6 separate regions of the Homo sapiens genome follow, and all the other regions are linked to region 2. Evidence: chromatin contacts called from ENCODE Hi-C or POLR2A ChIA-PET data. All regions are on one chromosome and are shown on one strand. Each heading gives the region's core, a stretch centred on a gene start or an enhancer-like site at or near the end of the contact. The rest is flanking DNA. Distances are from core to core; before and after follow the strand shown. Region 1 holds the start of RNF11 (ring finger protein 11). Region 2 holds the start of CC2D1B (coiled-coil and C2 domain containing 1B). Region 3 holds the start of FAF1 (Fas associated factor 1). Region 4 holds the start of NDC1 (NDC1 transmembrane nucleoporin). Region 5 overlaps DIO1 (iodothyronine deiodinase 1). Region 6 holds the start of LRRC42 (leucine rich repeat containing 42).

The links. Hi-C counts contacts between places; a loop is a spot of excess contacts on that map. ChIA-PET counts read pairs that join two places held with the same protein, here RNA polymerase II (POLR2A). Pooled maps may share reads with other maps.
Region 1: a loop to region 2 is called in a map of CD8-positive, alpha-beta T cell, with 13 times the contacts of the local background. The contact joins the promoter of RNF11 here to the promoter of CC2D1B in region 2. A Hi-C loop is called at or near these places in 1 of 168 maps with a recorded cell type or tissue (CD8-positive, alpha-beta T cell) and 9 of 50 pooled maps. POLR2A ChIA-PET finds 5 or more read pairs at or near these places in 1 of 52 experiments (OCI-LY7).
Region 3: a loop to region 2 is called in a map of CD8-positive, alpha-beta T cell, with 11 times the contacts of the local background. The contact joins the promoter of FAF1 here to the promoter of CC2D1B in region 2. A Hi-C loop is called at or near these places in 4 of 168 maps with a recorded cell type or tissue (B cell, CD4-positive, alpha-beta T cell and CD8-positive, alpha-beta T cell) and 11 of 50 pooled maps. POLR2A ChIA-PET finds 5 or more read pairs at or near these places in 1 of 52 experiments (PC-3).
Region 4: a loop to region 2 is called in a map with no recorded cell type, with 20 times the contacts of the local background. The contact joins the promoter of NDC1 here to the promoter of CC2D1B in region 2. A Hi-C loop is called at or near these places in 1 of 37 single-sample maps with no recorded cell type and 9 of 50 pooled maps. POLR2A ChIA-PET finds 5 or more read pairs at or near these places in 1 of 52 experiments (AG04450).
Region 5: a map of breast epithelium shows a loop between it and region 2 (10-fold over the local background). The contact joins the enhancer-like site here to the promoter of CC2D1B in region 2. A Hi-C loop is called at or near these places in 1 of 168 maps with a recorded cell type or tissue (breast epithelium). POLR2A ChIA-PET finds 5 or more read pairs at or near these places in 1 of 52 experiments (activated CD4-positive, alpha-beta T cell).
Region 6: a loop to region 2 is called in a map of CD8-positive, alpha-beta T cell, with 26 times the contacts of the local background. The contact joins the promoter of LRRC42 here to the promoter of CC2D1B in region 2. A Hi-C loop is called at or near these places in 4 of 168 maps with a recorded cell type or tissue (B cell, CD4-positive, alpha-beta T cell, CD8-positive, alpha-beta T cell and 1 more), 2 of 37 single-sample maps with no recorded cell type and 11 of 50 pooled maps. POLR2A ChIA-PET finds 5 or more read pairs at or near these places in 1 of 52 experiments (activated T-cell).

The regions. Positions count from the first base shown.
Region 1 is chr1:51,233,814-51,237,812 of GRCh38, forward strand. RNF11 (ring finger protein 11) reads left to right here and starts at 2,460. Exons shown (of 3, transcript NM_014372.5): 1 at 2,460-3,066. The coding sequence starts at 2,944. It overlaps LINC01562 (long intergenic non-protein coding RNA 1562), which reads right to left and starts at 1,283. Exons shown (of 2, transcript NR_147076.1): 1 at 1,152-1,283. RefSeq lists a silencer at 2,245-2,724.
Region 2 is chr1:52,364,814-52,368,346 of GRCh38, forward strand. CC2D1B (coiled-coil and C2 domain containing 1B) reads right to left here and starts at 1,392. Exons shown (of 25, transcript NM_001330585.2): 1 at 1,256-1,392. RefSeq lists silencers at 992-1,101, 1,142-1,771.
Region 3 is chr1:50,958,091-50,961,623 of GRCh38, forward strand. It overlaps FAF1 (Fas associated factor 1), which reads right to left and starts at 2,177. Exons shown (of 19, transcript NM_007051.3): 1 at 1,677-2,177. The coding sequence starts at 1,721. It also overlaps a transcript of CDKN2C not described here. RefSeq lists an enhancer at 1,464-1,513 and silencers at 1,824-1,873, 1,984-2,143.
Region 4 is chr1:53,836,021-53,839,572 of GRCh38, forward strand. It overlaps NDC1 (NDC1 transmembrane nucleoporin), which reads right to left and starts at 2,276. Exons shown (of 18, transcript NM_018087.5): 1 at 2,185-2,276. The coding sequence starts at 2,241. RefSeq lists a silencer at 2,030-2,159 and an enhancer at 2,270-2,749.
Region 5 is chr1:53,907,977-53,911,488 of GRCh38, forward strand. DIO1 (iodothyronine deiodinase 1) reads left to right here. Exons shown (of 4, transcript NM_000792.7): 4 at 1,955-3,110. The coding sequence ends at 2,023. Among named protein-coding and RNA genes, the nearest start is that of DIO1, 16 kb to the left of the region's middle. Within about 2 kb of position 2,160, at least 3 of the 41 ENCODE cell types and tissues checked have a DNase peak (open chromatin) inside an H3K27ac peak, as active enhancers do.
Region 6 is chr1:53,944,448-53,948,347 of GRCh38, forward strand. It overlaps LRRC42 (leucine rich repeat containing 42), which reads left to right and starts at 1,903. Exons shown (of 9, transcript NM_001256409.2): 1 at 1,903-2,102; 2 at 3,341-3,374. It overlaps IFT25 (intraflagellar transport 25), which reads right to left and starts at 1,252. Exons shown (of 6, transcript NM_016126.4): 1 at 1,108-1,252. RefSeq lists a silencer at 1,149-2,218.

The DNA.
Region 1 (3,999 bases), core at 1,210-3,709, 1.1 Mb before region 2:
CAGGAGTTTGAGACCAGCCTGGGCAACATGGCAAGACTTCGTCTCTACCAAAAACAAAAACAAATGCAAGGCATGGTGGTGTGCATCTGTAGTTCTAGTTACTGGAGAGGCCTGAAGCAGGAGGATCACCTGAGCCCAGGAGGTTGAAGCTGCAGTGAGCCTCGATCAAGCCAGCCTGGGTGACAGAGTGAGACCCTGTCTCCAAAACAAACAAACAATGTCTACAAATTCTAGCACTGTGTAAATATTATGTCAAATAATTGTATAAATTATTATTAATAAAAATTTCTTTAGGTTTGACAATAATTTGTGGGGTAAATTTTCTCACTTTGTAAAAATTCCAGGGTACCTCTGATTTCTGGTAAATTTAGCCAATCATAAATTAAATGAGTTCTTGGAAGCTCAACAATTCCAAAACCAAAATTGTGAGTCAGTTTGTTCTTTCTTTCCTTCTTTCCTTTCTTTTTCTTTTTCTTTCTTTCTTTCTTTCTTTCTTTTCTTTCTTTCTTTCTTTTCTTTCTCTTTTCTCTTTCTCTTTCTCTCCCTTCCTTCTTTCCTTCCTTCCTGCCTCCCTTCTCTCTCTCTCTCTTTCTCCTTCCTTTTTTTTTTGAGACTGAGTCTTACTCACTCCCTCGCCCACGCTAGAGTGCAGTGGCACAATCTGGGCTCACTGCGCTGCAACTTCCACCTCCCAGGTTCAAGCGGTTTTCCTGCCTCACCCTCCCGAGTAGCTGGGACTACAGGCGTGCACCAGCACACCTGGCTAGTTTTTGTATTTTTAGTAGAGATGGGGTTTCACCATGTTGGCCAGGCTACTCTCGAATCCCTGACCTCAAGTGATCCACCCGCCTTGACCTCCCAAATTGCTGGGATTACAGACGTAAGCCACCACGCCTGGCCCAAAATTATGAGTCTTTTCAAAAATTTTATATCAAAAAGGTGATATTTAATGTGGAATTTGAGTGCATTTAAATAAGATAGTGACTTCGTAGAATAGGGACTGCAGAGTAAGAGTGTTCAGACCCATTCGAGTTTAATATAGCCCTACCTCTAAGAATCCTTTCTGTTCCTCACTCAAATGAACTAATTGCTGTCTTTCAGTTCCTCTAAAAACCTTGGGGTCCGTGGCAGGGTGTGGGCTTAGGACTCACCTGATTACTTGTCTTCCCAGGTGGTCTCTGGGCTCTATCAGGAACAAGCCAGGTATGATCATCCTTTTCCCCAGTCCTTAGCGTGGGGTCTGGTATACACACGCACACACAACTTCAGTAAATGGTGAATGAAACGAAAGGCAGTCAAGATCCACCTGTTGAATGAACGTCTATCAGGAGCACTGTCATCCTTCTTGCTTCCTTCTTTTGCATATGTTGTTTGAGCTGCTCATTCAACCAAGGAGAGAGCATACTCTACCTTGGGCAGTGTGCCAGCCTTGCACAGAGGGACAGATGATTCAGCTTGATCAGGCTGTGACAGAGAAAAGCTCAGGGTCTGAGAGCACACAGGATGCGACTAACCCAGACTGGAGGGTCAGGAGAGTCTCCCCAGGGGAAATGAAGTTGCATCCAGAAGGATTCCTGAGAATAATGATTAGCCTGATGAGAAGCAGAAAGGTTGGGAGTGGAGGGAAGTGGGTTTCTGTGAGAGAAACAATATGGACAAAGGCCCCAGGCAGAGGCAATAGTATTCCAGATAACGAAAAGCATTTTAGAGAGTCTAGTTTAGAATTTGTGAAGGAGGTGACAATGCTGCTAATGAGATTGAAAGGGAGTCAGATTTGTAAACCATTTAAGGATTGTCTTAAGGACAGCCTTGAGGAGACACTGAAGGTTTTAACAGGAGAATGACATGATCCGATTTAAATTTTAAAAAGATAACTCTGTCAACTGTGCCAACAGTGAATTGGATGTGGGCAATGATGAACTCAGGAACAGCTGAGAGTCTATTGCAGAAGCCAAGGTGAGAGATGATGGTGGCTTGGACTTTGGTGCTGGGACTGGAAAGAAATGAACAATCTGATATACAACTGGAAGAATAATCTCTCTGGCTGTGATGTGGAAGGATAAGGACGTGATTGGACAGGCAGGGATGGTTCAGTAACGAGCTAGGACTTTATTGTGAAGGGATAAAGGGGAAGCTTTTAACATTTTAATCATGGGACTGATCCATTCCGATATGGGTTTATATAAATAGACCGCTTGGCGGAGGGTGGTGAGAAGACTGTCAGGCAGTGCACAGGTAAGAACTGAGCCCTAGACGGGGCAGGAGCAATGAATGTGGGGAGGCGCGGGAGACGGGAGATTGGTTTCGGAGCCAGGTACGGAGCCAAGCAGTCAGAGAGAAGCAAAAATTGACGCAGCACCGAGAACAGCTGCTAGTGGAGAGGGGGATGGGCGCCGCCGGAGCCGCCCTCGCCTCCTGGCGCCGGGGGCGGGACCAGAGCACGCACGGCGCGATGACGCAGTGCCCGAGCCGGCCTCGTTCTGGCTGCCGCCGTCTCGCTGAGGCGGAGTAGGATGAGGCCCGCGGCCGTGGCTCCGGCGTCGGCGGGGGCAGCAGCAGCTGAGGCAGCAGCTGAGGCAGCCGCGACGGCCGCGCCCCCCCCCGCTGACCTGGATTAGGCCCAGCAGCTCCGTGGCCGCCGCCGCCCCGCGGGGGGGCGGGGTGGGGAAGTGCTTCGTCTCCCCGCCCCCCCCCCCCCATCGCTGCCTCGCAGGAGGCGAACGCCGCGACCCCAGCGGAGCCCGCGGCCCAGCCTTGATCCCCCAACCCCGGGGGCTGGCATGAGCGGCCCCTCGGCGGCACCGTGGGGCGGTGGAGTCGCCTCCGCCTGATCCCCGGCCTGTCGCCCGACCCCACCTCGCCAACCGAGGCGGACCGCGGAGTGTGCGAACGACCCCACCGCTGCTTTCTCCTCCCCCAGATCACGCACCCCAGCTCCGGAAGATGGGGAACTGCCTCAAATCCCCCACCTCGGATGACATCTCCCTGCTTCACGAGTCTCAGTCCGACCGGGCTAGCTTTGGCGAGGGGACGGAGCCGGATCAGGAGCCGCCGCCGCCATATCAGGTAGGGGAGGGTGTGTGTTGGGGGGAGCGAGTAGAGGCAGCTCTGGCGGAGATTGAGGGGGCTTCGGGGCCGTCTCTGCCCCTGGCTTCGGCAAGGCCTGGCCTGGGCGGCATTGACCCCTTAGGGCTGGATCTGAGGGCATTTGCTCTCTGATCTCAGAGTAAGGTTGATTCTTCGCCTGCCCTCGGGCACCGTGTGGGGATGATACCCTCTGCCCTTGAGTTCTGGGATCAGAGTATGTGATCACATCCCCTTGGCCAGTGTCTGGTGGTTCGCTTGTGGAGTTTGGGAGTGACATTTTCCTGTCTTTATGTCTGAATCGTATGATTTCCTCATCGCACCGCCAACTGGATTATGGGTTCTGGATAGGTGGTTGCCAAGCACCACCCCCCCGCCCCATTTATGTTTTCATGTGTGGTCGTCCTCTTACCCACCTCCCTCGTCTTTTTGTTAATTGGATCTGGCAGGTTTTCCCTCTGCTTGGGAGACGGATCTCCAAGTGGTGATTTTAACCCTAGCGACATCGAGTTACTTGTGTGTGTGTGTATATATATATATATGTGTATATATATATATATATATATGTATATAAATTTTAATCCCTCCTCTTTTTGCTCCACCCATATGACACACCTTTTAAACGTGCTGACTTAAGAAAACTTGATTAGCTTGAACTTTGGAAACCTTTAAACCTGGCTTGGGAAATTCCTTCGGTTACTCGTGTTCTCCCTTTGTATCAAAGACTCTCCTAAATACGTTGTACTGCTTTTTGTACAATAATCAGTAGTCCCAGATGTGTTGCAGAATTCGAGTGAAGACCTCTTAAACTCAAAATAGGTATGTGGATGTTATAATCCACAATAGATGTGTGAAAACCTTTCCTGTACTTTTTCCATTTTAGATGATATTGAATACACCCTTTTCCAGAGGGCT
Region 2 (3,533 bases), core at 142-2,641:
CCTGTTAATGGGTTTACTGAGGAATGTTCTGAACGGACTCAAATTTAAAAAGCACATTCAGGGAAGTACTCTAGGTTCAGGGTGGGTGGAAGGCTGGGTAGAATTCAGAAAGGCTCTAAAGCTGTGCTTATGGAAGCCACAGCTGGCTATTTAATTTTAAATTTCAATGAATTAAAATGAAATAAAGCTAAAAATCCAGTCCATCAGCCACAACAGACACATTCCAAGTGCTTAACAGCCATATGTGGTGAGGGGCTATGACCAGACAGCACACACACAGAACATTTTCATCATCCAAGGACATGTCATCAAAGTTCCATCTCACAGCTGAGCTCTGGAGAAAGCTGGCTCAGCATTCTGATTCCCATAAAGATCTCACAGTTATTCACAGGACCTCCTGTGTCAGACCTTGCGCTGGGCACTGGGAGCGCAGAAATGAACCTAAGACGGTCTCAGCCTTCAATGACCATTTACAGGGTGGAGGTGGACTACACGGGGTTGCCCCAGGGGCCATGGGTGCCCTGAGGTGACCCCTTCTTCAGCCCTGGGAGAAAAGGCTCCTCCTTCGAGGCGGTGACGCCTGAGCTGAGTCACGCAAAGAAGTTGGGGGAAAGAGGGAAATAGGATTCCAAGACGAGGGAACACTTGACGGCTCTGAAGTGGGGAGCAGCTTGGCCTGTACAATGGAACCTGAGGCCTGGTATGACTGGGGCATAAGCGGTGAGGCCTGAATGCACAAGCCGAGGTGGAAATGTGAGCAAGCGGCAGAATATGAAAACCTCTAAGCCGAAAAGCGTTTGGGCATTATTCTGAGGGCGCTGGGAAAGAAGTGGCGGGATCGTATCGGTGTTTCAGAAACCCCATTCTGGCACCAAAGGGGAGGTGCACAGAAGGTAGGGGGAAAAGGCAGGAAGCCGGCGCATCTCGCCACAGCGCTGGCGGGGAGACCAGCTGACGGGCGTGGAGGCGGCGGGGAGCGGGCGGAGGAGCTGGCGGGCGCTCCGGGGGACTCTGAGTGTCAGATTTCGGGAGTGACTCCGGCTCAGGTGAAAGCGAGGCCAGACACTCCAAGGCTGCGGCCCCGATGACACAGCCAGGCCTCACGGAAGGTGGGCAACGGAGTCCGTAGGGGGAGGCGACACGGGACCCCCACTCCCGCGCTGCGGGACGCGCCGCCCTGCCCCGCCCGCGCCGCCTCCATCTACCCCCGCGGTCCCCAGAACTCCCCACGCCGAGGGGCGGGGACGCGGCATACCTCGCGGTGAATCCGAGCCAAACCCCGGCCTTGTCTCACCCGGCACCGCCCTGGGCTCCCGCGGGCCCTGGGCCGCAGCGGTAGCGACAGGAAGCGCCAGCAGGGGAGGTGGCTCGCGCGCAACACGTGACCCCACTGGCCGGCGGCCGGCAGTGCGCATGTGCACGGCTACGCGGGCGGGGGGCTCCAACAGGTGACACCGGGGCGGGGTTCGCAGCGCGCAGGCGCGTTCGGGTAGGTAGCGCAGGACAGGAACTCTGGGCGGTTCCGCCGGGGCGTCCACCGGCCGGCTCCAATGAGGTCGCTGCGCCCAGCCCTCGCCCACTTGCAGCCTCTCCACCGAACCTCCTCCCTCACTCAGCCCGAGGCGCTGGGCGCTCGCTCGCTCGCTGGACCTACCCCGCCTCCAGCCCTCGCCCCGCCCCACCGAGCAAGAGGGCGGGGCCTACCCAAGCTCCGCCCTGGAAGAGAGACAGGGGCGGGGCTCACCTGCTTGTCCATGTCCTTTAAGCCTGGGGAAATGGAAATGGGGCCCACCATATGTTTCTTAATAATTCAGCACCTGAAAGTATCCTTTTCCGGTCCGTTGAAAACTTCAGACAGGCAGAGCTCGCTGCACATCTTAAATACTTTACAGAGTCTAACACTAAGTTCTCACTCGCCTACCCTGCTGTGCAATCAAATGGCATGGAGGATATTAAGGAGAGAAACGGAGTATACCCGTTTTCTGCCAAGCTTGTGTCAGTCACTTTTCATAATGGAGCTTATACCAGTTCTCAATCCTGCAAGATGGACATCATCTCTAGAAGAAACGGAGGCTCAGAGAGAATTATTTGCCCAGGGAAATACAAAACCAACCTCTTTAGCATCAGTAAATATGCTCTAGTCTAGTTTTCTAAGGAAAGCACGTTTCTCCCTGCGGCTTGCAGAGTCCAGTTAACAAGAGATTGAGCTCAGGAGTCCGAGACCAGCCTGGGCAACATGGCGAAACCCTGTCTCTACAAAAAATTACAAATATTAGCCGGGTGTGGTGGTGCGTGCCTGTAGTCCTACCTACTGAGAGGCCGAGGCAGGAGAATCGCTGTGGCCCCGGAGGTCCAAGCTGCAATGAGCTGTCAACTGCACTCCAACCCGGGTGACAAGGTGAGACCCTGTCTCAAACTAAAACAAACAAAAAAACCGAGAGCGGAGTAATGGGGAAGTGGCCAGATTCCCATCTAAAGTAACCACTTCGATTTTGGGGGGAAAGAGAACGGCTTAAAAGGAAAATTTGATATGGGAAGCATGCAAGAATTGTACAGAGTACAACGTCTGTGTGTCTTGTTCTGGTGGCTATCTTGGGTCCCAGCCTACCTGGAGCGTGGGCTGGTCTCATCTCCACAATGGCCCCGCTGTTGACTAGCCACCTTGAAGTAATCTTTGGAATTTTGCAGCTGTGTCTCCAGGCTTGGTTTGTCTGTCTCAAGATTAGCCCTTGGAACTTCTCAGAAGGCAGATAATTAAATACTAGCATACAGTAAGATAAATGTGAAGGGAGTATATACAGTGAGAAAGGGAGGGATATGGGGTCTATTTTACAGCTAAGGGAAAAGGCTTTTGCAGTTTGCTTCAAGGTTGTATCTTGAAACCCAAGAGAAAGGAAAAAAAGTTTTAAAATGTATTTTAAAGTTAAACTGCTGGATTAGTTTCTTCTGTCTAAAACATTGCCATCTCCTCTCCTGCCTATGCCTTGAACTTTTAAATTATGTTTTCTAGTTAGCGATCTCCCAGTTTACTTGGACAAAGGGCTTTTCCATCTCCTGATTGCTTACTTTTTTTCTTTTTTTTTTTTTTGAGACAGGATCTCATTCTGTCACCCAGGCTAGAGTGCAGTGGTGCGATCTCCACTCACTGCAACCTGCACCTCCCAGGCTCAAGCAATCCTCTCACCTCAGCCTCTTGAGTAGCTGGGACCACAGGCACGTGCCACCATGCCCAGCATTTTTTTTTTTTTTTTTGTAGAAACATGTTTTTGCTATGTGCCCAGGCTGATCTCAAACTCCTGAGCTCAGGGGATCAACCCACATCAGCCTCCCAAAGTGCTGGGATTACAGGCGTGAGCCACCATGCCCTGCCCATTACCATATTTAAATTGAGATTTCACATCCATATTTCTCATTCCTTTTAAAATTATTTAAAAATTTTTATAATGAAACATTTAAGATATAAACAAAGATACACAATATTTAACATTTACTAGAATGCAAGCTCCAGAAGGAGAAATTTTTTTATTGCTTCT
Region 3 (3,533 bases), core at 927-3,426, 1.4 Mb before region 2:
TTCAAGACCAGCCTGGGCAACATGGCAAGGCCCATCTCTAAAAAATTTAATTAATTAATTAATTGAAAAATTTTTTAAAATGTAGGCAGGCAAAAAGCCTCAGGCCAATCCTAAACCTACAAAACATCAAAATCTTATGGTCAACTTTTATTATAAGGACACTCCTTTATTAGTTTGGAGGTTATGGTTTAATCAAACTGTAGATATATGCATATTCCTAATACCTGTATATCAGATTTCACTGGGTAACCAAAACAGCAAACTCTGAAAATGGTTATCTGAACGTTAATTTGTAAAAATAAGGGCCGGGAGCAGTGTGGCTCACGCCTGTAATCCCAGCACTTTGGGAGGCCGAGGAGGGTGGATCACGAGGTCAGGAGATCAAGACCATCCTGACTAACACGGCGAAACCCTGTCTCTACTAAAAATACAAAAATATTAGCCAGGCGTGGTGGCCGGCGCCTGTAGTCCCAGCTACTCGGGAGGCTGAGGCAGGAGAATGGCGTGAACCTGGGAGGCGGAGCTTGCAATGAGCCGAGATCGCGCCACTGCACTCCAGCCTGGGCGACAGAGCGAGACTCCGTCTCAAAAAAAAAAAAAAATTAATTAATTTTAAAAAAAATAAGGAACTTAATAGAACAGAGAGAGAGAAAAGCCCAACAAAATTTCAGCAAGGAAAAATACTGCCTACTAAGCTAGTGTTAGAACCTGTGCAATGTGAGTATTAAAAAAGAGGGAAAAGTCTGCCTATACTTGACAGTAGCTTCTAAGTTGATGCCAAAATGGCCAAAAATATCTCACTAAAATAATTCCTTCACCAAACATCAAAAGGCAAAGGTAGCACTCACAGGATATTAGTTCTAGCTCCAAGTCTTTCACAATGCATACAGTTCTACTTTCAAAGGGCCTTCCTAAGATACTTACATGTCAGTGGCACTACGACTGGGTTTATTAAGAGAACAGCCTTTACTTATCCTTTAAAGTATTCCTGGAGAAAGGACACCAACCAAGCAATTCAAGTCTGTAGGGGAGGGGAATCCGCAAATATGAATAGGTAATTTATTAAGCTTGTGAATTCATTGCAGAGATACTCTGGAATATATAGTCTTATCTGTCTCCTTGTTATCTTCTTACCCTCCAAAGATTCCAATTAGGCAAAGTCTCAAATGTTTACTCCTCTTTGAAAAGGACCTCAGTACCCCATTGTCATTGCCCTCGCCATCTCATCATTCTGCTTTTTTACTCTTCCCTTAATACAATATAAATACACCACGCCCATAACACCACACGCTCCACGCTCACACTCCATACATCTCTCCCCACAGAACCACCCAAAACATCCCATACTTAATGGTCCAACACCAATTAAAACAAAAACTCTACACGTCCCCCCATATAATACAGGAAACACTACACATTCCACACACATTGTAACCCAAGTCATTAATACCTCCAATCCCATTCAACCCGTACTTAACACATTCTACACACTCATGATAGCATATAAATTATACGCTTCTCCATAGCTCGCCACACACACACACACACGCCACGCACCGTATAAAAGCCTAAATGACACACCACTGCAGCGTTCAAACGCTGGGAAGAAGACTCCCTTGTGGCACCGGAAACCCACGAGGTTGGAAGTGGGAGGGGAAGAGGGCCAGATACTTCACCTGAAAATCCGCCAGGATCATCTCCCGGTCCATGTTGGACGCCATGGCGGCCGCCGAGTTCCGCGGCTCCGGGAGCGAAGCGCGCACCTGGGAGGCAGACGGCACCTCCTGCGACCGTCGCCGCCACCGCCGCCGCCGCCGCCGGGCGCCGAGGGGCTGGCGGGCGAGCCGGCGGGCGGGTCGGCGGGCCAGCGGGCGGGGCAGCGCGGGAAGCGCTAGGCGCTCATGCACTCGGTAACCTTCAGGCGCCCCGGCCGCCCGCCTGCAACCTGCGGAGCCCGCGTCGCAGCAGCCCGGACAGGAAGATTGGTCTGGATGTGGGTCCGGTCTTACAGTCGCGGGCCAGGATGAGGGCAGGTTGCGACAGCGCGCACCCGGATACCTTCAGCGGCGTTAAGCCCGGCGGGGGCGGGGAAACCGAGCGAGCGAGCGGGCGGGCGAACGCCGCGGCCGCCTCCGCCTCCTCCGCTTCCTCCCTGGCCGCCGCCTCCGCCCCTGGTTGGCCAGCGCCACGGCTGTCGCACATTTTGCCTGTCATCGAGGTCGCAAAGCGCCGCTTTGCGGCTCCACGTGACCACCCTCCTGTCAAGCGCTGAGCGCGCGACTACCCGGCCAGGATCTCTGCGCTGGCGGCAGAGACTGCAACCTGCAGCTGCGGAAGCTTCAAGTCTCGCAACAGGTTATTCCAGTTTGGATTTAAGCAAAGGCCTCAGGATAGCGCCTCCCCCTAGCTGAGGCGGGGACCAGATTGTGCACCTCACGTGGTTAGTCACACAAATACACACCACCCTCACAAACCAACTAAACACACTGTTACAACTCGTCTAACAAACAGCATTTCAGAAATATATGTTTTTCTCTACAATGTTTCAGCAAAATACAGCTTCATATAGTCTCTCACGCTCAACCTGTCAAAACCGAATCCACACTGTCACACCCAGTCCCAAGCTCCCTGACGTCTGCATCCTCAGACTCCGTAACACAGAAGTAACCAGACTGCCATGGTAGACATGGGAGAGACGAGGAAGCTGAGAAAGGTAAAAATCTCGTTCCAGAGAAGAGGAGGAGCATTTTTTTTAATTGATAAGGTAGTTATGAGAAATAACAACCTCGAGTTAATAGGGTTGCTCCAAAGGGGGAAAAAAGGGAAAACCTTTCTACTGCTGCAGTTATATTTGTTTTTTTAAGCTGAGACATCTTACAAATGGGATAAAACTTGAATCCAGCTTTGAATATAGTCAGTCTATTTTTATTTATTTATTTATTTATTTATTTATTTATTATTTTGAGACGGAGTCTCGCACTGTGGCCCGGGCTGGAGTGCAGTGGCGCGATCTCGGCTCGCTGCGACCTCCGCTTTCTGGGTTCAAGCGATTCTCCTGCCTCAGCCTCCATAGTAGCTGGGATTACAGGCTCCCGCCACCAAGCCCGGCTAAGTTTTTTTTGTATTTTTAGTAGAGACGGGGTTTCACTATGTTGGGCAAGCTGATCTCGAACTCCTGTCCTCGTGATCCGCCCTCCTCGGCCTCCCAAAGTGTTGGGATTACAGGCGTGAGCCACTGCACCCGGCCTATTCATTTTCATAAGAAATTATTTTGGAATATTCACCAAATATTGAAAGTTTCAACCCATGGTCAGAAATTGACAACCTCTGTAACTAAAACAGCCAAAGACTATGTACAATGAAGTGTGACAGTTTGTAATTGTCGTCCAGGTTAGAGAAAGTGTGACAGTGGAAGTTGTTCATCCTTGACTTGGGAAAATATCAGCTTCTGGATTGTCATGGGGCATTTACTTGCTTTGGAAAGTATGTAAAAGCTTGAAAATGTGAAGTAAGATTGCTGATTTTATCCTGTA
Region 4 (3,552 bases), core at 1,026-3,525, 1.5 Mb after region 2:
ACGGCACTGTAGCATTCTATTCATGTTTGAATTGCCCGTATCTATCATATAGGAGGAAAATATTTACTGCTGAATAATACAAGAAGATATAGAGGGGTTTTAAGCATGAAAGTGACAATCAAATTCATGTTGCTCAAGGTAAAACATGTCTGTTTACTGAAAGCTGGCTTTAAGGAAGATGGAGGAGTTGGGACACGAACCAAACCAGAGACAATGCAGTTAGGAGGCAGTCCACCAAAAAGCTGAGGCCGGGCGTGGTGGCTCACATCTGTATCCCAGCACTTTGGGAGGCCAGGGTGGGCGGATCACTTGAGGCCAGGAGTTTGAGACCAGCCTGGCCAACATGGTAAAACCCTGTCTCTATAAAAAATTTTTTAAAAATTAGCCAGGCATCATTCCAGCCCGGGCAACAGAGCAAGACTCTGTCTAACAAAAAAAAAAAAAAAAAAGAATAAAGTTGAACTCCTATCCCACATTCTTTTTGATGTTGTGATTTTGAGACAGCTCGCTCTGTCCCCCAGGCTAGATGCAACAGTGCCATCTCAGCTCACTGCAACCTCCTCCTCCCGGGTTCAAGTGATTCTCCTGCCTCAGCCACCTGAGTAGCTGGGGTTACAGGTGCCCGCCACCACACCTGACTAATTTTTTTTTCAGTAGAGATGGGGTCTCGAACTCCTGACCCCAAGTGATCCTCCCACCTCAGCCTCCCAAAGTGTTAAGATTACAGGCGTGAGCCACAGCGCCCAGCCTCCTATCCCACATTCTATACAAAAATTAACTCAAAATGGATTAAAGACCTACATGTAAGAGCTAAAACTATAAAACTCTTGGAAGAAAACATAGGAGTAAACCTTCATGATCTTGGATTTGGCAATGGTTTCTTAGATATGACACCAAAAGCATAAGCAACAAAAGAAAAATATAGATAAATTGGACATCAGCAATATTTAAAACTTTTTTGCTTCAGAAGACACTGTCAGCCAAGTGCGGTGGCTCACAAGTGCCAAAGGTGGCAACAACCCAAATACCCACATACTGATGAATGGATAAACAAAATATGTGGTATGTCCATACAGTGGATTATTCAGCCACAAAAAGGAATGAAGTACTCATGCATGCTAAACATACACCAGGCACGATGGCATGCACCTGATGTCCCAAATAGTTAGGCGGCTGAGGCAGGAGGACTAGTTGAGCCCAGGAGCTCAAGACCAGGCTGGAGAAGATATCGTATCTCTATTATAAAAATAATTTTTAAAAAAATTTTAGAGGCCAGGCACGGTGGCTCACGCCTGTAATCTCAGCACTTTGGGAGACCGAGGCGGATGACTCACTTGAGGTCAGGAGTTCAAGACCGGCCTGACCAACATGGTGAAACCCCATCTCTACTAAAAATACAAAAATTAGCTGGGCGTAGTGGTGCGTATCTATAATCCCCGCTCCTCGGGAAGCTGAGGCAGAACTCCTTGAACCCTGGAGGCGGGGGTTGCAGTGAGCCGACAACGCGCCATTGCACTGCAGCCTGGGCAACAGGGAGCGAGCCTCCGGCTCAAAAAAAAAAAAAGATAAGACTTACGGACCCAAAAGTTTTTAGTTTGGAATACAGGGGAGATGGCAGTGCACTGGGATAGAAGCACTTTTCCAAAAGGGATCTTTCTCCTCTTTCTCTTTGCACTCCAGAGAAGCGATGTAGTACTGTTAATTCCGTAACTTTAAGGAGGAAGTACTATTCCACTCAGCTCAGTCCCATTCTACCTTACAAAGAACACCTGCCCTGCTTACTGGACCCTAACCCCAGCCTCTACTAATGCCACATTTCTTTCCAATTCCGTGCATTCCTTCCCACTTCTTAACGAAACAAATTAAGTTATTTATTTTGCACCTACTGGATACGGTACCCTTGCGTAAAACTCCGCCTCACTCCCTATTCCAATTTCCATTCAGTCCATCCGTCCCACTCTGACCAGCTTCCTTCCACTCAGGACCCCTCTCCTACCCCGTAACCAACTTCCACTCAGGACTTCCCACAACCCTGCAATCAGTCCCCCAAGTGGTGCCTTCCCCACGCGTTCTCTCCACGCTGCCCCGGGACCGGCCCTCCCCCGCCCAGCGCGCACGCGCGATCAGAGCTTGCCCGCCCGGCCCGACCCTGGCAGTGCGTGCCACAGTGCACGCCGCACTCACGCGCCACAGTATGTCCCGCGACCTGCCGGCGCAGGGCCGGCTCACGGCCGTGGCCATGGAGATGGCGGCCCCTAGTCTAGGGCGTACAGGAGACCGTGCGCCCGCCCGCCACCGCAGTTCAAAGGCAGGAAGGCCCCAGGAGGACCCTGCTGGGTCTGCCTCAAACGCTGCCTGAGCGAAGCCCGGCCCAGGCTCCAACCCATCCCTGCGAGGCTTCGTCTGGACAAGCTCAACAGGCCAGGACTGCCGCGCAGACACGTCCCGCAAACGCGGCTGTAACTCCAGGAACCGCCCTCTGGCGACCAAACGGTCCCTTCGAAGCAGGGTCCAGCGGGGCGCCAGAAGCAGGTGGCGGCGCTGCATGCTGGGAACTGTAGTCTCGACGGCCCCCTGAGAGGAAGTAGGAGGAATGTTGCATTCTGGGACTCGGAGTTCCAAAGTACAGAATGCTGGGAGTCAAGGTCTTCCTGGAGGTGCCTTGAGGCATGCTGGGAATAGTAGTCTTTTATAAAGCCGATAACAGCCACAGTATTGATTGACTGGAATTCTTCAGTTAGAGCTAGCAAAATGATCTGCCCTCATTTCTCCCTATTACTTTATAAGTCACCTAAAAGTGAAACCAAAGGATGTGGTGGTCTTCTCCACAATAGGTACGCAGTAATTTTACTGAAATAAAAAAAAAATTCTCTAGAGATGCCTTTGGTTTCATAAAATCTGGTTTCTACTTCCAGATCTGCCACTTGCTAAATTGAATATTTTTATCTTCTCTGAGCCTCCATTTCTTCAACAGTAAGATAAGGATGAAAATAAAAATATCCTGGTGATGTTGTGAGGATGTAAATAATATGCTATACAAATGTTATCATTAATATACTGCCAGTAAGAAAAAAGGTGTTTCACCAACCCAAGTTTCACCTAATGAAGTCTTCTCAGTGCTTTAGACCTCAGTGAGATCTCTGGATGCATATCGCTAACGCCTTTTTATGCTCAATCACATGCCACAGTCAACATGCAATACTCAAGACAGAAATAGATTCAGTGATTTACTGACTAAGGAAATGCATAGGCTGGTGAGAGGAATTGAGATCACACCTACTGCTCTGCAACGTTTGCTAACAATGGCTTCCTGAATGCTTTAAGATTATATCCTATTCACTTCCAAAATCATGTTACTATCAATCATGTCTAAAGCACTGTAGGACAAACTGGGAATACAACTGATAGATCAAGTCTCTGCCGTGAAGAGATCTATCCGGTGGTGGAGAAAACTTGTAAAGAATTAGTCCAGGCCAGGCACAGTGGCTCACACCTGTAATCCCAGCACTTTGGGAGGCCAAGGCAGGAGGATCACAAGCCAGGAGTTTGAGA
Region 5 (3,512 bases), core at 910-3,409, 1.5 Mb after region 2:
ACTTTGGGAGGCTGAGGCAGGCAGATCACGAGGTCATGAATTCGAGACCAGCCTGACCAACATGGTGAAACCCTGTCTCTACTAAAAATACAAAAATTAGCCAGGCATGGTGGCATGTGCCTATAATCCCAGCTACTTGGGAGGCTGGGGCAGGAGAATTGCTTGAACCCGGGAGGCGGAGGTTGCAGTGAGCCGAGATCGCACCACTGCACTCCAGTCTTGGCAACAGAGCGAGACTCCGTCTCAAAAAAAAAAAGAAAAAAAGAAAATGGCCCACACCCTTACTTCAAGGTACTCACAGGCTGAGGGATAAGGAAGACCCAAGTAAGACTATTACAGTGTCCCAACTGCTGGGGGACTCCAGAGCAGGGGTCAGCACGCCTTTTCTGTATAGGGCCTGATAGTAAATATTTTCAACTTTGTGCCAAGTAATCCCTGTCGCAACAATTCAATTCTGCTGTTATAGCACAACAGCAGCTGCAGACGACATGCAAATGAAAGCATGTGAGGCATCAGGACTAACCTGGCTCTCAGACTGTAAGTTTTTCAACCTCTGGGGAAGGGTAGGCTTCTCAGAGGGGGCAGCAATTGCTTGGGCCTTAAAGGATAAGGAGTTGGCCTAGTGAGCACAGTGAGTGAAAATCACTGCGGTATAGGGAAGAGGGTGGGTGGAGGCACTGAGGCATAGTAGGGCAGAGTGTGAATAAACGATTGGAGACATTGGGGTTACACAGGGGTCTCATTCTAGACCAAGGGGTTTGGTCTTCATCTTAGGGCAAAGGAGAGCCACTGACGGGTTTGGAGCAGGAAAGAGACATGATCGGACCTGTACTTAGAACGTTCACTGGCTCACGGCTGTAACTCTAGCACTTTGGGAGGCTGAGCCGGGCAGATCACCTGAGGTCAGGAGTTCAAGACCAGCTTGGCCAACATGGTGAAACCCTGTCTCTACTAAAAGTACAAAAAAATTAGCCAGGCGTGGTGGCGTGTGCCTGTAATCCCAGCTACTTGTGAGGCTGAGGCACGAGAATTGTTTGAACCTGGGAGGCGGAGGTTGCAGTGAGCAAAGATTGTGCCAGTGCACTCCAGCCTGGGCGACAGAGTGAGACTCTCTCAAAAAAAAAAAAGAAAAGAAAAAGAAAGTTCACTGGTTCCATGGCCGGGCGTGGTGGCTCATACCTGTAATCCCGGCACTTTGGGAGGCCAAGGCGGGCAGGTCACTTGAGGCCAGGAGTTCGAGACCAGCCTAGCCCACGTGGCGAAACCCTGTCTCTACTAAAAATACAAAAATTAGCCAGGCGTGGTGGAGTGCACCCGTATTCCCTGCTACTCAGGAGGCTGAGGCAGGAGAATTGCTTGAACCTGGGAGGCAGAGGTTGCAGTGAATCAAGATTGCGCCATTGCACTCCAGCCTGGGCAACAGAGCGAGACTCTGTCTCAAAAAAAAAAGAAAAAAGTTCACTGGTTCCTGGTTGAAAAATGGACAGGAGGGAGCAGGGACTAAGGACTGGGGATAGCTGGGAGGGGTGGCAGCTGCCCAGGCTGTAGGATGAAAAGGGCTGACCTAGGGCAGTAGAACTGGAGAGGCAGAGATGGTTCTGAGGTAGGATGGGTAGAACTTGATGTGAAGGCTGGAGAAGATTAGGCCAGTCTGAAGGTCTGATTATGGAAGAAAAGCTTATTTGTACAGAACCCTTCTCTTTTTGAAAGACTATGTCACTTTATGTCCTCTAGTTTTTCTACTTCTCTGTCCAACCTTCCTGTTAACTGCTGATGCCACTGTACACACTTTCTCAACCACCTCACGGTTGCATCTGCCATTGAATTAGCCATGCTGATGGCTCCTACACAGACATCATTTGACCACCTCTTGCAACTAACCTCCAGACCTACATGTTCCTTACAACTTGGAAATCCTTACAAGTTGGGAATGCCTGATTCGTTTCTCTTGCAGGGTAAATCTGGCCCTTGGAACTACAACCCAGAGGAAGTTCGTGCTGTTCTGGAAAAGCTCCACAGTTAATCTGGACAGATACCTCAATTCTAGGTGACCAACGGGAGGGCTTCTCAAGGCTTAGCTCTCCCTGAGACCCAGCTGGCTTTTACCCTTGACCTGTGTCCCTAGCTGAATCACTAGCTCAGATTTTTCTGATCTAAGCAAACAACTCCCAGCTGAGGAATGCAGGCCACAGCACCCAATCAAGACAAATTGTTATTATCAGAAAATGAAGCAACACTTGAGCTGTTCAGGCCAGTTCCCTGTTGAAGAAACAGTTCCCTGTTGAAGAAAGTAGAGCCTGACACTGCTCCCACTTTGGAGACCACATTCCCTGCACACGGTCTTTGAGAGAGCAGTTGCACTCTACAGGCACACTTCTGAGGTACGGTATCTCTCTCCAGCCACTCTGATACCAAGTAATTCAAGCTGGCATTCCTTCTATTAGGGAAATTCATTTTACCCAATTTGCATTTATGGAATTGATCATTTAAGACACTAAATTAGTTTTTAGAACCAATTATGGGAAGAATTCCAGTTGTTAGGAAGAGATGAGGAGTTGGAAGAGGAGGGATTAGAAACAGGAGGAGGCAGTCATCCTCTCCTTGCCAAAAGATTTAAACCTGTCCACATTGGTGGTGATGATGGGTGAGTTTCCATGGTAACACATCCCTAATTTTACCAGGGAAGAGGAGAGTACTCACTTTACCATCTTTGAATATATTTCATAGAAATCTAGCTCTCTGTACCCTGAAATCTTCCACTAGCCTCACTTTTCAACAGAGTCATCTAGAAGGGAGGGTTGGCTTCCCAAAAGCATAACCTTGACCAAACCAAACAATAGGCACCAGCAATGCTGTCATTCAGTTATGCAGAAGCTCATTTGTGAAATTCTGTTTCTCTGATTTCTTCGCAAGTCTCTTAATGGTCATTTGTGTTAGATTACATCAAACTGATGGATAGCCATTGGTATTCATCTATTTTAACTCTGTGTCTTTACATATTTGTTTATGATGGCCACAGCCTAAAGTACACACGGCTGTGACTTGATTCAAAAGAAAATGTTATAAGATGCAGTAAACTAATAACAGAATTATTAAAATATATCAGGCTATTTTGGATGGCTTCCGTGTGATCTTTACATTTTCTTTTCCAATTTGTATCTGATTACCCAGTGTAATCTGACCAGCAAAAATACCATACGCTGAAAGGGCCTCATTTTGGGGGAAGAACATTCAGGCCCTATGTTACATGTTAAATGTGGTTTTGTCTTATGAACTCCTGCTGGAGTGAAATAATTTTTCACATTGGAATCAAATTACCTTTATAACATGACATAAAAGAATGGATCAGGAGACCTTTTGCTAGCATGAGAACATATTCTCTTTAGCTATACTTTAGTTGCTACAAAGTTAATATTATTAATGTTGTCACTTTATTATTTTAAAAATAGTTATTGCAAGAGGCTGAGGCAGGAGAATCACTTGAACTCAGGAGGCAGAGGTTGCAGTGAGCC
Region 6 (3,900 bases), core at 653-3,152, 1.6 Mb after region 2:
CAGCCTGACCAACATGGTGAAACCTCGTCTCTACTAAAAATATAAAAATTAGCTGGGTGTGGTGGCAGGTGCCTGTAATCCCAGCTACTCCGGAGGCTGAGGCAGGAGAAGCTCCTGAACCCAGGAAGCGGAGGCTCAGTGAGGCGAGACCGCGCCACTGCACTCCAGCGTGGGCGACGAGCGATTATGTCTCCAAAAAACAAAACAAAGTGCAGGTTTGGGAGGTAGTCTAATCCCCCACCCCTTTAGAGCAAGGCAATTTCCTCAGGGCCGCAGTTTACCAAAGGTGGTACACTCTGGGGTGCTATCCTTTCCATTTTTTACAATCCCTGACCCTGGTATTCCCTGATGCCTTATCCTGTCTTCTAAACCAGTGCCACTGGTTTCGTCCCCAGTTCACCCTTTCATCGCTAGCTCACATGCCCTTTGTGGTCCTTCTTTCCCCAAACCTCTTCAGGTCAAGTCCTTAGAGGACCTTCTCCCTGACCAGCTCCCTTGGTTCTGGTGCTACAGCTGGACTCCTCACGCTCTTTCTTCAAGCATCATCCATTGGGAACGTGGTGTACTTTAGAAAACACGGACCCGGCCTAAGGCTTCTGTCTCCGAGGGGCCAGGGCCACGGCTTCCAAGGCAAACCAGCCCTGGCACCACCTTCTCACCTCCATCCCAAACCCTCCTCCTCAGTTCAAGGCCCTAAAGCCTCAGACTTGTGGAGGCCCGCCCCAAATTATGTAAAGAATATATAAATGCCCCCGACCTTAGGTACAATTTATAGCTAGATGTGTTACGTTGCGGCTGACAGCTTACATTACATTTTGGTAGACTAATTAATTTCGATTTACAACTGGTTTTCCCTTTTGGGGGGTCAAGACGCTATTTCTGGCCTCAAAGAGTTTCGTGGGCTGGTAGTGGCGCTTCCAGGGTCTAGAGGAAAAGGCGGGCCCGCGTCAGACCTCCCGCCGCGGCCCTTCCACGCCTCCCGCCGCGCGTCTCTTCACCACCCCTCCACTGTTGCTCCCTTCCCACCAACATCCCCGTCCTTCTGCCTTGCCCGGCCAGGCCCCCATACCCTCTGGTGCCAGCCTGCCTACCCCGCTACCCGCTCACCTGGGACTCCCGTTAGCTCTGGGCGCCGGACCTTCCGGGCTCGAAACCTCCCTTGCGCCCCGCCCCACGCAGAGCGTCCCGACCCGCAGCTCCGCCTGCTCGCCGCGGCCTCCGTGGAGTCCGGGGTCGCGCGCGCTCCAACTCTGAAATCTTCGCGCCACGCCTCCCACAAGCCCCGTCCCACCCTCAGCCCCGCCCCTTCGCCGCGGCCACCGCTGAGTTTCCGGGCGCGCGCTCCTACCCCGAGCTCTTTGCGCCACGACTCCCACAGGCCCCGCCCTGCCCTCAGCCCCGCCCCACCCCGCCACCGCGGCCTCCACCGAGTTCCCGGGCGCGCTCGCTCCACCGAGTTCCCGGGCGCGCTCGCTCCTACCCCGAGCTTTTCGCGCCACGCCTCCCAGAGGCCCCACCCCGCCTCAGCCCCGCCCCCTCGCGGCGGCCTCGGCCCCTCCTACCCCTAGCTCTTAGCGCCACGCCTCCCACAGGCCCCGCCCACAATCGGCCCCGCCCTCTCCGGCTCCCATTACTTCGCGGGCCAAGATGCGAAACCACTCCTGTGCGCCTTTCCCCAGGCCAGTCCCGGGGCGCGCGCTGCCTACCCTCCCCCAGCTCAGCTCTATCCCCGGGGCCCGCAGGACCCAGGGGACCCACCCTCCCGCGAGCACGCACGCGCAGGGCCCACCTCTGCGAGTTCCAAACCCTCGGCCCTCGGGTCGCCTGCCCTGGGCCTGGCCCCGCCTCCAGGTCCGGCCCCGCCTTCGTGCCGGGGCCCGCGCACGCGCGCCTCCCCGGCCCAGCCTTGCTCCCGCCCCCGCCGGTCCCGCGGTCCCACGGCGCCTGGTTGCCCCCAGCCCCCTCCCTCCTCCCACCTTCACTGTGTCCCACCCTTCCTAGCTTTGTGCCCGGGGTGCTGAGCCCTTCCCCGTCAGCCGGGCCGCGGGAGGAGGGAGCCGTCACCGAGGAGCTGCCGCTCGCTGCCCCGGGCAGGGGCACAGGTAGGTGGCGGCCGCGGGCCGGGCCGCTCGCGGGGCCCCGGGTTGCGTGTGGGAGCGGGGGCGGGGTGTTAGGGAGGGGCGGGGTGGGGGAGGGGACGCCCCAGAGGGACGGCGGGGCGCGGGTTGAGGGGAGGATGAGGTATACTGGTGGGGGCGATGGGTTTAAGGGTGGCGTAGGGGTGCGGGGGCAGGCTATGGGGACGTGTGAGAATTGGGGTTCGGGGCCTGGGTGGGACAGGGAGCAGGATTAGCCTGGGTGGACTCGGGGAGAGGCATGCTTGGGGAGAGAGCGGGAAGAAGGAAGGGGGAAGGGAATGGGATTTTAGGGGTTCAAGGAGGAAACGAGATAGGATAGGAATAGAGAGGGTGGGGTCTTGGGGGCAGGGAAGAAAAGTTGGGGGTGTGGAATGCCAAGTTGGGGATAGTGAGGCGTGAAGGAAGAGGGTCTTGAAGATTGAGAACAGAAGGCAAGGAAAGGGATGGAGAGATTGGGGTCCTAGGAGAGGGAAGCCCCTAGAGTGGGAAGAAGGGAAGAATAGATGGTGAAGGAGAGGAGTGGGGGGTGGAGGAGTGTGGGGAAGGAAGGGGAGGCAGGTGAAGGTTGGGAGATCGGAGGTTGGAAGGTTGGGTCTGTGGGACAGCAAGCCACCTTTCACCAGGGGCTCGGAAGGGCTGGAAGGGTCTGAAGGTTGAAAGGGGCAGGAGAGCTGGGGTGGGCGAAGGGAGTGGGGTTAGGATTTTTGGTGTGAGAAGCGCTAGAATTGGTAAGAGTGTCACGTTGTGGGAGAGACTGGCATGTTCTTGGAGGGAAGTAGGGAGCCTGAAAGGGTATGGGTGAGAAGGCAGGTAGGAAAGTGCATATTATAGGAAAAAAGTAGTGAGGAAAGTTGAAAATTGAAGAATGGGGACACACAGAACAATGAAGGTGGATTGTTGGTTATTGGTGGTTTAGAACTACCCATAGTTTAGTTTCTGTTTAGGTTTTTATGTTAGAAATTTTCCCAAGAATACTGCATTTTCAGATAAACCAAAAGTGTCTGCAGCCTTGGGATGAAGGCCATGGGTTGGCAGATGTTCTCCTGGTATATGGATGTAGCTCATTTTGGGCCTGGCTGAGGGAAGAAGGGAGGCCTCGTTGTAAATGTCCTGGCTGTGTTCCCACTAGCTCTTTCCCCAGATGTGCACTGTTTTTTTGTTTGCTTTTGTTTTTTAATCTTATCCCCACCCCCTCCCCCCAGGCTTCATCCAGTGAATACTAGAGGGATCGAACAGGTGGGTGAGATTAATTTTTCACATTTTTTTTATCCTTAAGGTTGATGTCATATTTTTAGTCTTGAGAAACAGCATCATGCCAAGGAAAGAGCTTGAGCTTTGGAGTAATGCGGCCCTGAGATTGAATTCTGGCTCTGCCACTTATTAGCTCTGTTCTAGAGTAAGTTATTTTATTTCCGTGGGTCTCTTTGTCTATTAAAAGGCAATACTGACCTCATAGGATCATTAAAGATTACATGAGATCATTTTATATAGTACCTAACACAGTGCTTGGCAACTGGTAGGTGCTTAATAAATGGTAGCCATCATCCAGTATCATTAAACATCATAGTTACTGCTACAACTTGTTATTCTTAGGGGATTTTTATCTTACTTTATCTACTGAAGTTAGATATTTTCTTCTTCTTCTCTTCAAATTAGCCGTAGATTCAGCTCACAATTTTACCCTGTGGGCTCCCTGACAATCCCAGTCCACCTGACTGGCATAGTCATGCTTTTTGCTTGGGAAACTGGATTCAAGGTCTAA